Regions from separate parts of the Homo sapiens genome. Here region 1 is linked to region 2. A link is a contact called in ENCODE Hi-C data. All regions are on one chromosome and are shown on one strand. Each heading gives the region's core, a stretch centred on a gene start or an enhancer-like site at or near the end of the contact. The rest is flanking DNA. Distances are from core to core; before and after follow the strand shown. Region 1 overlaps LDLRAD4 (low density lipoprotein receptor class A domain containing 4). Region 2 has its middle 27 kb from the start of SEH1L.

Region 1 (3,552 bases), core at 812-3,311, 710 kb before region 2:
AGTGGCTGGACCTTGCACTCACTTGCTCACACACCCCTCACCATTCTGTGCCTGGCTTGCCCTTGGCAGGTGTGGGATCTGGGCCAGTAACGTGAGCTGAGCGCAGCCTGCCAGGGGAAGTGGGCAGGATGAGCCCAGTGGGCATGAGCAATACTCAGGCAGAAGGCACCACCAGCCACAAAGGTTTCTGACTGGCGAAGTGACACCCTAAGGATCCTGTGACAATACTATTTCTGCATCAACTGAGATGATTGTGGGACAAGAACTTGGGACCTGCTGAATGAAGTTTGGGACCCCCAACTTCATTCTGTTAATGTAGTGTATGACACTGACTGAATTTCATGTATGGAACCATCCTTGCCTTCTGGGAATAAATCCCCCACTTGTTGATGATGTATAATCCTTTTACTTTTTTAAATTTAATTTTTATTTAGTATTATTATTATTTTTGAGACAGAGTCTCGCTCTGTCTTCCAGGCTGGAGTACAGTGGCACGATCTCAGGTCACTGCAACCTCCGCCTCCCGGGGTCAAGTGATTCTCCTGCCTCAGCCTCCCGAGTAGTTGGGATTGCAGGTGCGTGCCCCCATGCCTGGTTAATTTTCGTATTTTTAGTAGTGACAGGTTTCACCATGTTGGCCAGGCTGGTCTCGAACTCCTGACCTCAAGTAATCTGCCTCCCTTAGCCTCCCAAAGTGCTGGGATTACAGGTGTGAGTCACTGTGCGCAGCCAGTATAACCCTTTTAATATACTGCTGAATTTAGTTTGCTAGTATTTTGTTGAGGACTTTTGCATCAATATTTATAAGAAATATTAGTCTATGGTTATCTTTTTCTGCTGTGTCTTTGTCTGGCTTTGGTATCAGGAATGCTGGCCTCATCTCATAATGAGTTAGGAAGTGTTCCCACCTCTTGAAATTTCTAGAAGTTTAAGAAGGATTGATGTCAATTCTTTAAATGTTTGGTAGAATTCACCACTGAAGCCATGTGGTCCAGGTTGGAGATTTTAGACCATTGGTTCAATCTCCTTACTAGCTATAGATCTATTAAGATTTTCTATTTCTTCATGATTCAGTCTTGGTAGGCTGTTTCTAATATCTTTTCATTTCATCTAGGTTATCCAATTGGTTTGCATACAATTGTTCGTAGCACTATTTTATAATCCTTTTCATTTCTGTATTTATTGGATCATTTTTCTTCCAACCAGTACATCTCATATTATTAAAGGACAGTCGTCTGCAGCCATGACTTACTGAGGGTTCCCTTGTGCTGCACCATGGGCTGTCGCCTGCTGCCATGCGTCCACGTGTGCAAGGCCACACCACGCCCGAACCCTGCTGGGCTTATGCTCTCAGCTACACTCTCCTTTCCACACACACACAGAGGACCCCAGGAATGATCAGATGTGGGGACTGGAAACAACCAGGGAGAGCACTGAACACAGTGTTTTCCACCATGTGCTTTGCAGCCTCTTAGAGAGCTGGAAAATCCATTTAAGTGGGTCACAGCCAGCATTCCAAAAACTGAAACAGAACAGAAATGATCTGAGCACACTGTAAGTATTGTTTTGTAAAACCTCTGCCTTAATTGCATTATAGGAGGCTTTTGTGTTGTGATATAAAATGTATTTCTTACTGTTCTTCATGGCAAGATACAGATTGAAGGCCTCCGAATGAAGCCAGTTATCCCTCATTTTAGATGGGGGGAAACTGAGGACAGAGGGCATATTCCTCTCTAGGCACCTCGGTCAGTCTGCGGTAAAGCAAGACTACTGCTGGGTATTCTGATTCTACCCAAGGGCTAACCTCCCAGTGAATGAATGTATTTTATGGCCTCAAATAGTTGGAAATCTATTTTTCCCCTGTTCCACAGTGAGAATTTCAAAGAAGAGGTGAAATTGATCTTTGGATATTCAGCAACACCTTTGCCTTCTGATAAAATCAATTTTCCCTGTTTTCTCCCTTTTTTCATGCAGCCTCTCCACCATCCTGATATTTTATCACTACCGTCCTTTCCACTCTAGATGGCAGTCACAGCCTGGATGTGAGGCCAGTACCCCTGGCTGTCAGAGACTGCACCTCCCCCTTTCTTCCTCCTGGGGAATCCATCATCAGACTTCTCAGATTCAAGATCCCCCAACTCTGCTCAATCTAGGGCACGTCCCTTAAGAGAAAAGACAAATCATCTAGGAAGGTCTGCTGGAAGAAAAGGAAGGGAATCCTTTCTATTTCTGGGACAATGCAATGGGCTAGCGGGGAAAAGCAATATGAGGTGCCTCTCCCAGCTTGGTGCTGGGGTTAGTGAGCAATCGGACTTCAAGAGGAATCAGCCTGGGAATGAGAAAGTTCCAGGCAGCAGGAAAATGTGGAACCACACAAGATCCAGGCAGGCATCATCCTGATTTCAGCACCAGTTGCCTCGTCTCACATGTGAGAAGAAGTCAGAGCTCAGAGGGGATTTTCTGTGACCTTCACCCAAGGTCACAGAGCTGCTGGGGCTTTGCCAAGAGCCAGACCCCAGCCTGGTGAGCCTCCCCAACAGGGGCCACCCAGAGTTATGATCATTAAGATAATTTTTAATCTTCTTCTCTTTTTTTTTTTCAGAACAAACCACACCAACTTTCAAGGACTAAGCAAAAAATAAACCAACAGATTTTACTATTAGATTATTAATGCTAATACCTTATATATTTAAAAGATTACTATAAATTTGTTGATAAAAATGTTCATACATTTTATTTAAAATTATTATTTTAGCCACCATAGAAACCATGTTCAAATGAATTACTCTGGGAGTCTATAGATGCCCAGAACATTACTGCCTTTAGCATCAGTTTACATGATCAGAGGATGTTTTGTAATTGCAAAGGTAATACATGAATACATTCTTACCATAAAAGTTTTACTGCACAGATCAGTGTTCCTTTGTCCTTACTTCCTTCCCAGGCACAGCTGTCAGTTTGCTGTGGGTCCTTCCTGACCTTTCTCTACAGATCAGTTTGTAACTCGGACGTCAGTCTCACTAATTGAGTCGTGCTTGCCTTTGCACCAAAATTGTATCATTTGGTTTGATCACCCATATAATGAACAAGACTTAACTCTAAATGGATTTTGGCTGGTACCAAAAATCAAATCTATCCCCAAGAGCAAAACTATTTGCTCTTTGCAAAGGAAGATTTGCCATTGTGGAGAAGCTTTTAAAAAATTTCCCTTGATTAAAAAAACAAACAAACAAATAAAAACAACCCAGTCAGGTGCAGTGGCTCAGGCCTGTAATCCTAGCACTTTGGGAGGCTGAAGTGGGAAGATCGTTTGAGGCAAGGAGTTCAAGACCAGCCTGGGCAACACAGTGAGATCTTGTCTCTACAAAAAATTTAAAAATTAGCCAGGCATGGTTGCGCGTGCCTATAGTCACAGCTACGCAGGAGGCTGAGGCAGGGGGATCAGTTGAGCCTAAATGTTCGAGGCTGCAGTGAGTTATGATCATGCCACTATACTCCAGCCTGCGCAACAAAGTGAGATCTTGTCACTTAAAAATAACCCCAAAACCTGAA
Region 2 (3,148 bases), core at 132-2,631:
TTATGTATCCATCAGCTTTTTTGGGTTGCAATCATAAACAGAGACAAGATTTACTGGAGAGCTTTTGGAGCTCACAGAATCAACAGGAGCCTAGAGAATAGGAGGGAAGCAAGGGAGCTTTGGAAGCAATGGAAACTGTTATCATTCATGTATTCATTCAGTAAGCATTTAGTGAGCATTTACTATGTGCCAGTATTTTAACCAGTTTTCTACTGGCAGGCATCCAATTTGTTGCTGTTATAAACAGTGCAATCTAATGAATAAAATTTAAAAAAATCATTTTCTAGAGATGTATTTTTTTTTCCACGAATTATTTACTAAGCTTACTGGCATACTGTTTTTCATTTGAGGGGAATTTGAGGACAGGTCTTTGTATATGATCTTGAACTCTATAATGCTAAACTTCATTGCCTTGAGTGATACATTGACTTCTGCAAATGAGTCATTAAGACAAAATATTTATTTATTTATTTATTTATTTATTTATTTATTTATTTATTTATTGAGATGGAGTCTCACTTTGTTGCCCAGGCTGGAGTGCAGTGGTGTGATCTCAGCTCACTGCAACCTCCACCTCCCGGGTTCAAGTGATTCTCATGCTTCAGCCTCCCACGTAGCTGGGATTACAGGCGTGCACTACCACGCCCAGCTAATGTTTTGTATTTTTGGTAGAGACAGAGTTTCACCATGTTGGCCAGGCTGGCCTAGAACTCTTGACCTCAGACGATCTACCTGCCTCGGCCCCCCAGAGTGCTGGGATTACAGGCATGAGCTACCGTGCCTGGTCTATTGTTTATGGAAATGTCCCATAGTTAATTTTTTTTCTTAAGCAGCTAAAATATGAACTTTGATGTGCTTATGAAGGCTTTTTTGGTAAACACCTGCCTATTTTGCTGTTGAAATGCCTAAAAGATTACTGTAAGAGAGGCTGATTGATAGCATAAATGGGGAGTCTTTTCCTCCTTTACCAATCAATGCTACCTGCTTGGAAACTAATAAGCCTGTTACGCATCAAGAGCCTTATAAGTGTGACTTAGGCAAAGCTGGTGAGTAGACAGTTACTGTGGGTCATTTTCCTTGACAACACAGAGACCACTGAAGCTAACAGGAAGACGTTCTGGTGCTGATACAGAGAGGAAAGTCAACATAAAAACGCTCTCAGTGATGTGCACATTCCATCCCTGTTCGGTGTCCTCCTTGTGCTACACGCAGATAGCTGAGGTGTCATGGCTTAGGTGCTGCAAGGTGACTGTATTAAGCCCAGACACCCTCGCTCTCATGACAGCCCCCGAGTATGATACTGAGAGTGTGAAAGGGAAAGTGTATTTTTCTATGACCTGTGGTTTCTTCTGGCCTCACAAAGCTTTAGGCTTGTTTGTGTTTGACTTTTTGCTGTTTTTGCACTTTCAGAGCACTGTTTGTGGTTTGGAGGTGAAACTTTTCTTTAAAGTTCTTGTTAACATTTAGTTTGGCACAAAGTTTGCAAATAGGCGTGAAAAACATAGCACCATTTTCACTGTGAAGGAGGCTAAGTGGTTTCAGCAGCTTTTATTTATTTTTTTTTTTAATTTTTATTTCCATAGGTTACTGGGAAACAGGTGCCGTTTGGTTACATGAATAAGTTCTTTAGCGCTGATTTCTGAGATTTTGGTGCACCTATCATCCGAGCAGTACGCACTGCACCCAATTTGTAGGTTTGTTTGTTTTTCACTGAGTCTCGCTCTGTCAACCAGGCTGGAGTGCAGTGGCACGATCTCGGCTCACTGCAACCTCCGTCTCCCGGGTTCAAGCGATTCTCCTGCCTCAACCTCCCAAATAGCTGGGATTACAGGTGCTTGCTACCATGCCCGGCTAATTTTTGTATTTTTAGTGGAGATGGGGTTTCACCGTGTTGGGCAGGCTGGTCTTGAACTCCTGACCTCACCTCGGCCTCCCAAAGTGCTGGGATTACAGGCGTGAGCCACCGTGCCTGGCCTAATTTGTAGTATTTTATCCCTCATCCCCTTCCCACCCCTTGCCCTTTATCCCCCAAAGTCCATTGTGTTATTCTTATGCCTTTGCATCCTCATAGCTTAGCTCCCACTTATGAGTGAGAACATATGATGTTTGGTTTTCCATTCCTGAGTTACTTCACTTAGAATAATAGTCTCCAGTCTCATCCAGGTTGCTGCAAATGCCATTAATTCATCCTTTTTTATGGTTGAGTAGTATTGCATTGTATATATATATATATGTATATATATATTATATATGTATGTATATATATATGTATATATCACAGTTTCTTTATCCACTTGTTGATTGATGGGCATTTGGGTTGGTTCCACATTTTTGCAATTGTGAATTGTGCTGCTATAAACATGCGTGTGCAAGTATCTTTTTCGTATAATGACTGTTTTCCTCTGATAGATACCCAGTGGTGGGATTGCTGGATCAAATGGTAGTTCCACTTTTAGTTCTTTAAGGAATCTCCACACTGTTTTCCACAGTGGCTGTATAGTTTACATTCCCACCAGCAGTGTAGAAGCGTTCCCTGTTCACCGCATCCATGCCAACATCTATTATTTTTCAATTGTTTTTATTATGGCCATTCTTGCAGGATTGTGGTATCACATTGTGGTATCGCATTGTGGTTTTGATTTGCATTTCCCTGATAATTAGTGATGTTAAGCATTTTTTCATATGTTTGTTGGCCATTTGTATATCTTCTTCTGAGAATTGTCTGTTCATGTCCTTTAGCCCACTTTTTGATGGGATTGTTTGTTTTTTTCTTCCTAATTTGTTTGAGTTCATTATAGATTCTGGATATTAGTCCTTTGCAGATGTATAGATTGTGAAGATTTTCTCCCACTCTGTTGATTGCCTGTTTACTCTGCTGACTATTCCTTTTGCCGTGCAAAAGCTCTTTGTTTAATTAAGTCCCAGCTATTTATTTTTGTTTTTATTGCATTTGCTTTTGGGTTCTTGGTCATGAAATCTTTGCCTAAGCCAATGTCTAGAAGGGTTTTTCTTTTTCTTTTTTTTTTTTTTGGAGACAGAGTCTCGCTCTGTCGTCCAGGCTGGAGTGCAGTGGCGCAATCTCAGCTCACTGCAAGCTCCGCCTCCCGGGTTCACACCATTCTCCGGCCTCAGCCTCCCGAGTAGCTGG

What was found. A loop is a pair of places that touch in the nucleus more often than their neighbours do. Pooled maps may share reads with other maps.
Region 1: a pooled map shows a loop between it and region 2 (3-fold over the local background). The contact joins two enhancer-like sites. A Hi-C loop is called at or near these places in 4 of 168 maps with a recorded cell type or tissue (PC-9, endothelial cell of umbilical vein, mammary epithelial cell and 1 more) and 7 of 50 pooled maps.

Annotation. Positions count from the first base shown.
Region 1 is chr18:13,628,825-13,632,376 of GRCh38, reverse strand. All of the region lies in intron 5 of LDLRAD4 (low density lipoprotein receptor class A domain containing 4), which reads right to left. Among named protein-coding and RNA genes, the nearest start is that of MIR4526, 19 kb to the right of the region's middle. Within about 2 kb of position 2,061, at least 5 of the 41 ENCODE cell types and tissues checked have a DNase peak (open chromatin) inside an H3K27ac peak, as active enhancers do.
Region 2 is chr18:12,919,529-12,922,676 of GRCh38, reverse strand. No RefSeq gene overlaps it. Among named protein-coding and RNA genes, the nearest start is that of SEH1L, 27 kb to the left of the region's middle. Within about 2 kb of position 1,381, at least 3 of the 41 ENCODE cell types and tissues checked have a DNase peak (open chromatin) inside an H3K27ac peak, as active enhancers do.